Regions from separate parts of the Homo sapiens genome. Here region 2 is linked to region 1. Evidence: read pairs that join two places in POLR2A ChIA-PET (ENCODE). Cell type or tissue: PC-9. All regions are shown on one strand.

The links. Peaks named below come from ENCODE experiments on the same cell type or tissue, not always from the same donor. Only the 100,000 strongest peaks of a DNase experiment are listed, where the experiment ranks them.
Region 2: POLR2A ChIA-PET joins it to region 1 with 7 read pairs; 1 of 35 experiments calls an interaction of 5 or more read pairs at or near these places.

The regions. Positions count from the first base shown.
Region 1 is chr1:17,212,681-17,217,680 of GRCh38, reverse strand. All of the region lies in intron 1 of PADI1 (peptidyl arginine deiminase 1), which reads right to left. Among named protein-coding and RNA genes, the nearest start is that of PADI1, 10 kb to the right of the region's middle. In PC-9, no CTCF peak of the experiment used is centred here; DNase peaks (open chromatin) are centred at 2,010, 2,650 and 4,660; H3K4me3 peaks cover 1,452 bases; H3K27ac peaks cover 3,861 bases.
Region 2 is chr1:17,768,914-17,773,913 of GRCh38, reverse strand. The region is part of intron 1 of ACTL8 (actin like 8); the gene reads right to left. Among named protein-coding and RNA genes, the nearest start is that of ACTL8, 16 kb to the right of the region's middle. In PC-9, no CTCF peak of the experiment used is centred here; no DNase peak of the experiment used is centred here; H3K27ac peaks cover 313 bases.

The sequences.
Region 1 (5,000 bases):
ATCACTATTTCCACTATATCTGGACAATGGTAAAATGCAGTAAAATAATTAAGCAGTGATGAGTTTTCAGTACTACTGCCTTTGTTTTTAATATAATTTGCTTAATTGTGTGTATATTTAATTTTAAATAGTGGCTGTGTTTAACAAGGGGTTCATAACCTTCTTAAAAATTAAACAATCAGATCTCCTTGAGGAAGGACCCTGGTACATTGCCACAAACACACTGTTCAACTTTCTCCCAGCCTTCCCCGAGAGGACACACAACTTTTTACCAGGGTGACTGTCACTGGGGAAAAGGAAATAATCGTACATTTCTAGTTCTCCTGCACACCGGCCCTGAACTGGTCTAGGAGACCCTAAACAACACTGCGGCCCACCTGGCAGAGCAGGGGCTCATGGAGGCCAGGTGATCCATGGAGTTTCAGCTCAGGTTCATCTTACAGTGGGTCCAGTAGCCCCTGAGCCCATGTGTGGTTCCGCCCCACCCCAACAAGTTCTGAAATGTGTAATTGGAATAGGCACCATCGGCAACGGGCAGAATCCCTACACTGGTACTCTTCAGAGTGCGGCTGGCCCCAGCGCACCTGGCTTAGGGCTCAGCCTCCCCTCTCCTCCTCTCCTCCCCTCCCTCCCCTCTCCTCCTCTCCTCCCCTCCCTCCCCTCTCCTCTCCTCCTTTCTTCTGTCTACACCCACTCCCTTGGTTTTCTCCACCTGCCACATCAATATGGTTAGAACTCTCAGACTTCTTGCTTTCTGAGTTTCTCCCTGGGTGTCTACCAGGCATTTTATTTTATTTATTTTTTATTTTTTGAGACAACGTCGTGCTCTGTCACCCAGGCTGGAGTGCAAAGGCATGATCTCAGCTCACTGCAACCTCTGCCTCCTGGGTTCAAGCGATTCTCCTGCCTCAGCCTCCCAAGTAGCTGGGATTACAGGAGCTCACCACCACGCCAGCTAATTTTTGTATTTTTAGTAGAGATGGGGTTTCGCCATGTTGGCCAGGCTGGTCTTGAACTCCCGACCTCAAGTGATCTGCCAACCTCGGCCTCCCACAGTGCTGGGATTACAGGCGTGAGCCACTGCGCCCAGCCCTACCAAGCATTTTAAATTTCACACATCCAAAGCCAAACTCCTGCTTCCCCATGCCCACTCCTTCCCCACTCCTTTCAAACCTGCTCCTGCCCAACCCACCGCAAGTCTGTCCATAGCAGCTCCACCTTCCAATTCAGCCTCACCTCCTCTTGTTCCCTCACTCGCACAGCCAGCCCCTCAGCAAATCCCATCAGCTCCACCTTCATAGCAACTGCAGACCCTGACCGCTCTCACCTCTGCCACAGCTCACATCCTGTCCAAGCCACCAGTTGCTTCCATGTGGATTTTTATCATAGGCCAGTGACCTGCTTCCCCTCTCTCCCCACAGTCCAGCTTCAACATAGCAGCCAGAGGGACCTTTTAAAATAGAAGTCCCGTTGCATCCCTCCTGCTCAGAGGCTGTCACCAGAGCCTGTGTGGCCTCCCAGGCTTTCCTGACCCATTGCTTTCCCTCCCCACGCCCTCTTGCTTGTTCCTGCCGTTCTTCAAGCATGCCAGGGCTGCAGCTCTGTCTGTCCGGAATGTTCCTGTCACCAATCCCTGCGGTCCGCCCAGCCCCTCACTTCCTTCTCTCAGGGTAGCATACGAGGCCTTTCTGATGTACCCTTCTTGCCTGTTGCAAATGGCGTGACACAAATGACACCATGAGTCTGGTTCCCCAACCCCAGCTTCATTCCAGCCCATGGCACCGGCCACCTCCCAGCCACCTGACAGAGCACATATCTGCTCATTGCAGTCTCTCCCTCTAAAATGCAGAGATTTTTTTTCTGTTTTATGCTGTCTGCATCGCTGCTGTCATCTCTGCATCCAGCTTAGTGCCTGGCATGAACCAGGGGCACAATCAACGCGTTCTGGACAAGGACACAGCGACTCAGGATGGTGGAGTGGCTTTCTCAGGACTGCCCAGCGGGGAGGTGGCTGAGTCATGATTGAATCCAGTCGGCCTGGCCCATGAGTTCCAAGAGCAAGTAGCCACAAGCCCAGGGCACCCAGCTGGCAGCAGAAGGGTTTCTAGCTCATGGGTGACTCCTGCTCCACCCCACTCAGGGACCACCGGTGCCAGACACAGCCCTTTCAAGGGAAGCAGGACTCTGTGGAGCCAATCCCTAGCTTTGGGCAAAAGTTGACATCTCTAAGTCACAGCCCCCTATTTGGAGTCTTGGTAGAAAATGATGATGATGATGATGATGACGATGATGATGATGATGAAAGAAGGGGGAAGAAATGACAGGTACAATTTCTCTGGGGCTATCAAGACCCTCCAAGCCCAGCCTAGCTTCCTGTAGTCTAGATCTGCTCCCTCCCCACCCCAAACTTGCTCAATAGCTCACACCTCTGTTCACCTCTCTCTGGGGTGCTGGGCTCCTGGTCTCAGTGTCTCCCTCCCCTGTGAGTAACAGATGAGTGGGCAGTGCCTAGAGGGGTCAGGCCTTGGGGGAAATGTGGCTTCCTGCAGGAGACACCTGCTATGCAGGTCTGAGGCCCAGGGCCACTCCCACAGGCATGGGGAGGGGCCTATTCTAGTTCCCAGCCCCACTGCCTTCAAGACTTGGTTCCCATCACCCCCATCCAGGTCAGCTTCAGCTACAGAAGAGCGGCAGGTACCCCAGCAGGAGCTTTGAAAACCACCAGGAAGAGGCAGGAGGAGGGGTCTGCTTATTCTCTCTGGCACCCAAGCAAGGCAGGTTATGCCGGGTGAGCCCTGCGCTGCCTTTGATTCTCATTCCCTTGGCATCCTACCCCAACCCTTGCCCCGGGGCTGGGAGACGGGGCTTATACTGCCTTTCCTTATCTCTCAGGTGCCCAGATCTGTGGGCCTGGTCATGGATGAAGGGCTGCCCTTGGGAGGTGTGACAGGCAGGAGTGGGAGCTTGTGGGGAGCCCCAGGCCACCCTGCAGTGGGCTGTATTGCGCCAGCTTTCTGGAGCTGCTCCCGGCTTCCTCCAAATCTAATAATCCTCTCCAAGATGCTTCTCTTTGGTGATGTCTCATGATGTAGCCCCCAGACCTAACCAACCCCCAGATATGCAGTACTGGCATGTCCCCAAATGCACAGTCAGGTGAGGTCACAGATTTGAAAGCACCCCTCCAAATAAAAAAGGCCAAATCATTACCACTACAGGAGTCACCCTGTCAGGTGTCTTGGTAATCACTGTTATATCATCATGGTTTCCACTGTTATGCTGATGAGCCTGCCCCTCACCAGGCTGCTCCCCCATCTCTGCTGGGCCAAGTCATGGGGCGGGGGGCAGGGGGGTCTTTTGCATTCTTCAAGACCCACTTCAAATGCCACCTCTTCCATGGAGTGAAGTGTGGGTTCTGTGTGGAGCATGGCCTCCAACTGGGTCACTCAACTGCCTCGATTTTCCTCCGCTGTAAAATGGACACAATCCCAAGAGCTACTTCCTAGACTGTTGGAGGGATTCCCTGAGATGATGACTTCTCAGCGTTAGATGCTGTCACCATGGTTACAATTACTCTTCTCAGAATCCCCAGACAGCCCAACTCACTCCAGCCAGAAACCTTATGTGCTTCCTCTGTGCCCCCATGGCCCTGGTTCAGACCTTCCTGGGGGCCACTTCACATCTCGTCTGCGCCGCCCAGAGCAGCGTCCTCCTACTCACCCTGCAATGCCCACCAACCTCATGCCCACAGCAGGGCCAGTTGCATCAGGTTCAATAGAGAGGTTATGGGCAGAATGGGGTGAATTCTTAGAGAATCTCACAAAAGGAGACGCGGAGGGCGGGATGAGGAGTGTAAAACCAACTACTCTCCACCCCTGCCCGCCTCCTGTGGTAAGGTGCAGGTTCACCCACTGGTTATGGCATAAGGCAGCATGTTCCATGGGTTCTAGTGGGGCAGGGAAAGAGCCTGCATTTTCAAGCACCTGCCGTGTGCCAGGCACGTGCTTAGCTTTTGCTATCCATGATCTCATCTAGACTTCACTCCAACTCCTGCTCCCCGACCAAGGTAGGTGTTACTTGTCACAGGGTAATGACGGCCGGTAATGCAGGAGTAAAAGAATTTACCAGGACAGCTGTGTGTAAAGGAAAGCAGATTGATTACAGAAAGTAGGAAAATACATCGCCAGAGACACAAAAGTCAGCCTTCAAGAAAGAAGCCTCTCTCTGGGGTGAAGCCGACTGCAAAGAAACAAAGACTTGCTGGGGATTTTATAGGACGATGTTTATCTGTCTGTTGAAGAGGGCTTTGTGCAGTACTGATTATGCCCAGGCCGCGGGGAGCTCAGTTGCAGGGGTCTGGTGAAAGCTGGGTGCAGGAAGATTGTGAGTTACTTGCATAGGAGGGCAATGCGTCCTGGACCATGAAGAAAGGCAGGCTTGGAGCTGATCAGCTTTCTTTTCTTTTTTTACTTTTCCCTGCTCCTACCAGCCTGGTAGGAGATTACGTCCCCACTTCACAGATGAAGAAATCTCGGAGAAGTTAAGTAACTTTACTCAGGTCACCCAGATAGCAAAGTGAGAAGCTGTCCTGGCTGGTATTAAAATGAGTGCGTGTGTGCCCTGAGCATGCCCTTGTCGGGGACTGGAAGGAGGAGACGATCAGGGATGTCGGAAGGAAACAGGAATGTGTTGAGAGAGTGTGCAATTCGAGCTCCTCTGCATGGCTCTTTGGCAGCAGGCCAGGGAGGCCTAGGGAGGGTGGCGGCACCAAGGCAGGAAAGCCACAGCCCCCTGGCCCCACCACACACCCACATCTTACAGCGGCAAGGCGAGGGGGGTGGTGCCTGTGATCTTCTTGTCCTTGTCTGCCCTAAAATGACAGAAGAGACCAGGGAGCATCTTGCATAGCATAGGCCTTGGGTCAGAGACGGGCCTTGGAGGTCATCCCGGCCAGCCCCCTGCCCACTCCCAAAGACTGACAGCTCACTACCTCACACCCCTCT
Region 2 (5,000 bases), 560 kb before region 1:
GTGGCCCTGCACAGACAGCCTCTTCTCCCTCCCTTCGCAAAGTAGAAGACGGAAGCTCAGAAATCCTGTTAATCTCACAATAACCAGCATCTGTTCGGCATGGGCCAAGTGCTGTTCTATGGACTCTGCATGAATTGCCTCTCCTAATCCTCTCATTAGGCCTGTGAGAGAGACCCTTTGATTATCCTTGCTTGGGCACAGAAAGGTCACGAATGTCGCCCAAAGTCACACAGCTAAGGGGAGAGCAGAAATGTGAGCCTTGCAGCCCCGCCTCCTCTTCATCAGGCTAAATTGCTCCCCAGCTTGTGTCAAGTAACTAGGACAGAACCGGGCACTCTGGAAATGCTCAATCCTGATACAAAGCTGCTCCACTCTATGGCATCATAAATAAACGCATAAGGGTAGAGCTAAGCCGGCACCTACCACTGTATTTGGCTATTTTAGAAGAGCCTGCATTTGTTAATGCTTGCTGCGTGCTAGGAAAGGCTTCCCCTGCATTCTCGCTAATTGTTATTACTTGTGTCTTCTCATTTCACAAAGGAGGGACCACAGAGGTGAGACAGCTTGGCTAAGCTCACAGAGCAAGGCACAGCGATCGGTGAGCCAGGAGCTGGAGCTATGGCCCCAGGGTCCAGACTCTCAGCCTGGTGCTCTCTAGACTTCAGAGGGGCCACCAGTAGGTACACAGCCGGCAGCCAGGAGCTACTCGAACAAAGAAAAGCTCTGCTTCTCCTAAACACATAGAACAAGCCTCTAATCCTTGTTATTAACGTAAATAATATTCCAGCAAAGAAAGCAAACTCCCTATCTTCTCGAGGGGCTTCGGAGGATTACGTCGACAGTGTCCGACGCAGCGAGGACAATAACCAATTGACTCTTATTAAAACTCCAATAATGCTGGTATGATTGCTGCTTTGATAAGCTCGCTGCTGTGAGCGAGGGTCAACCACATTAGGAAAATGTAATTAGACTAATAAATTCCAGGCAATCCTTTTTTTTTTCCTTTCCTCTTTGCTCTAAGGAAGAGGTACTCACAAGACCTCATTACCCACACAGAGGCCCCATGGTGGGCTTTGATGCAAAAGAAAGCGGTTCTTAGACTGCCTGGGTCTGGCCCCAGAAACACCCCTCTGGGTCCCTGTAGCTCCAGAGCACGTGGGACTTACTGGTCAAATGGCAGAGGCTCCAGGGAGCTGGGAGCTAGGGATGCATGGCCAATTCCTGCTAAACATCACTGCTCCCCTCTCGTTCAAAAGGGAGCCCCCCAACCTCTTCCCACCACTATTGGGCTCCCTCTCTCCGGTCCAGCATGATCCTGCATAAACTACATCTTTGCTGAGTTTGTGTGGTCAGAATTGTGGAGCTGCCCCAACATCCCTGGTGTCAGCTTTCCCCCAAATAATGGGTGGGATCAGAAGTTATGAGGGATCCAGTATGGTGCCTTGAGATCCCAAAAGACAAGCTGCTGGGGTCTGGGGGAGAAACCGACTTTAGGAGAGGATCAACCTCACCGAAAGCCCAGAAACCTTCACAGGCCCTGAAGTGCCGAGTAACAGCCCACCTTCTGGGGTGAGGTGAGCCTTACAAGGAAGTCCCTATCTAGAAAAGACCCTCCCACCGCTCATAACTCCCGATCCAAAGTGCAGTTCATGCTGCCATAACACTAATTTTTAAAATGCGTATTTGTTCCAATGCAATCGATACATTAGGGAATAATCTGAGCATTATGCAAACTTCTCATGTGTTGATTCAGGACTTTTCCCCTAGAAACACTAGGTGAACACGGAAGACTACACCCAGCAGAGCTCAGCCTCACGGGGATACACGAAGCGCATGCACTGCACAAGGTCCACAGCGAAGGTTAGCGCTGCATCCTGTCTCCCACCACCTCCCTGTTCTCCTGCTTTCTGTCTCTGTCTCTCCTGTTCAAATGGGGAGAATGTGGCCTGTGCATGTCACTGGATTATTTGAGAAGGCAGGAAGAGGACAAGATACTTCACGAATTAAGAAAAGGACCGTGGAAGAATAGGAAAACACCCCCTCTTCCATTAGCCTTGATGGTGCTGCAAGAAACGGTGGTGACCCCAGCACCTCAGTGTCCATTTGTCCAGCCGGTGAGCACGCCCCCTCCACTGCAGCATGTCAGGAGTATCTGTCCTCTGCTTGACACCCCCAGTGACAGGCACTCAACTATGCCCAAGGCAGTCTATAGCAACTTTCAGTACCTCTAGCTGCTAGGGGCCTCGAAGCCAAAAATCTACCTCCCTGTCAATTCTGCCAATCGGGCCTGGAGGACACACCTCTGGGACAGTGCAGGACAAATCCCATCTTCCCTTCCTGGTAGTAACGGTTTATATGCTCCTTCCCCCAAACCAAGTCACCTCTTTCTGAGCCAAATATCTGACTGTCTTCAACCCGCCCTCCTGAGATAAAAAGAATAATGATAAAGATCAAGGTAATATCAGTGACTGACATTTAATAAACACATAATAGGCATTATTCTATACTAGGAGTCAGCAAACTATGGCCCACGGGCCAAATCCGGCTCACTGCCTGTTTTTATATGGCCCGAGAGCCAAGAATGGTTTTTGTATTTTTAAATGTTGAAAAAAAAAATCAGAAGAAGACTATTTTGTGACACATGAAAAGTATCTGAAATTCAAATTTCAGTGTCTATAAATAAAGTTTTATTGGAACACAGCCACGCCCATCATTTACATATTATCTATCTATGGCTGCTTTCAAGTTACAACAGCTGAGTTGCAGCGTCCGACAGAGACCATATGGCCCACAAAGCCCAAAATGTTTACAATCTGGTCTTTTACAGAAAAAGTTTGCCGCCCCTGTTCTATACGCTTTACAAGTATCATCTCAATCCTCACGATAACCTATGAGGCGGTAACTGCTGTCATCTTCCCATTACAGATGAGTTCTTAGAAGCTCAGAGATGTTAAGTAAATTACCCGCGCCCCCAGCCTCACAGCGGTGAAGCCAGGATCCAAACCCAGGCATTTGACTCCAATGTCTGTATCCTACCCACTTCCCCTATTCTTCCCGGTCAGAGCCCAGGACTGACAACTGCTATCAGCACCACAATCTCAGTGGAGCCACTTCCCTTTCCTGACTATACAGTCCATCTTGGTTTCACTGTGCATGGCGAGAATGACCAGCTCATTGGCCACTATGACCTCTAGATCCTCTTCTGCCACTACTGTCTCTCTGAGGTCTTTCCCAAACTCTGCACTGTGCATGGTAGAAATGACCAGCACATTGGCCAGTATGACCCCTAGATCCTCTTTTAAGCCTTTGGTTCCTATAGGTCTTTCCCAAGCCCACCCTTAAAAGGGCCTATAAACTCACTGCTCTCTGGATACTAAAGAAACTAATCCACGAACACCCTCCAGACTGGGGACTAAGGTAGCAGCTAATGTGATAAAGTCGGTAGCTCTTAGCCAGAGGTCTCTAAAAATTTATGAGAGACAATAAATCTTGCTCTTGGGCTGCCCACTGGCTTCAAATAAACCTGTCCTGCCCCTGATTTTGCAGGTGTAGAAAGTAGAGGTCCCTGGAACTGCTGTCTGAGTTATGAAAATCTCAAGGCCACCCTCCCTGCTTCCTTCTCTCTGAATCTACGAGGAGAGAAAAGGTAGCATACTCTGTTGCCACAGAAACTAGGCTAGGCTAAGTCTGCAGCAGGAAGGATTAAAGATAGATGTCAGGAGGAGGAAGTAATCTGGAGAGAGAGGTATAAGCACACCAATTCTACATCTCTGATTAAAGTTTCTCAAAGAGGCTTCTACCCCATTATTAACTCTGAGCTCAGATGCCAATTATAAACCACAGACCTCATCAATAAATACAAATCAACATATCTAGAAGGCAAATATTTTATTTTTATTTATACGCCTATTAAATGTAGCCATAGCTCATCTGGCTGGAGGAGACCCAAATAATCCAGACACTGCAAGCTGGTGACTCCACAGGCCAGTTTCAGGCCATGGAGCTACTATTATTGGCCTATACTATCTTTCAAAAATTTCAAATAAGTTGCTAACATTTAAAATTTCAATTATTTTGGAGCATAGTTCAGATTTCTGGATTTTCTTGAAAATAATCCAAAGATGTGGCCCAAGAAGCCCTACACAGCAACAGCTGGTTGGCCCCGAGCTGGGGTTGACTCTATGAGCTGAGCACGTGCCCACCAGGCCCCTTGTATTCCCATGCCCTCTTCTGCCCTGCGCCTGGTTTATTTCATGCCTCTGTCTCTCCTGGAGGGCCCCTGCAGGCATGTGGGCTTGTAACACCCTGCCACGATCACCACCACCCCCTTTTTACTGGTGGACAAACTGAGGCTTACAGAGAAGAACTGTCTTGCCTAACAAGAGGCAGGGAATTCGTGACAGAGCAGGTCCCCAATGTCCAGGGCAGGACTCAGCTCAGCCCTGTCTGGAAGGAAAGTCTAGAAGGTGGGTTACTATCTACCAGCTACAAACGTGTCTAAGGTGAAAATTAGATTTTTCTGCTGACTCTGATTTTGCTAGCTTTGTACCAGCTCTTTACAGAGGAAATGGAGAGAAGAGAAACAGCTCTGCAGTGACAAGGAGAAAGTCTCCCCAGACCCTCTCCCTACACTCTGCCACCCCTGCCGGCCCACAGCCATGCCCAATGTGCTCTAGGGATACTGGGGAAGGGAAGGCTGAAGGAAAAGAATCAAGGCGCTCAACAGGACAGATCAGCAGCTGCTTGACTTCACAGCTGGCGATTCTGCAACACAGACCAGTGGAGAATATTGGCCAGGCCTGGGCGACGTAGCAAGAAGCAGGACCTTCTTTGCGACTGACTCACTATGTGACTTTGTCCAAGTCACTTAACCTCTCTGACCCCCCGTCTCTTCATCTGTATAAAAGGGAAATAGCAGCATCAGTAGGTTAAACAGGCTACAACAAAGCACTATTAGTATAGTGTCAGGCACATAGGAGGGATGTCATGAAGCAGTGGAC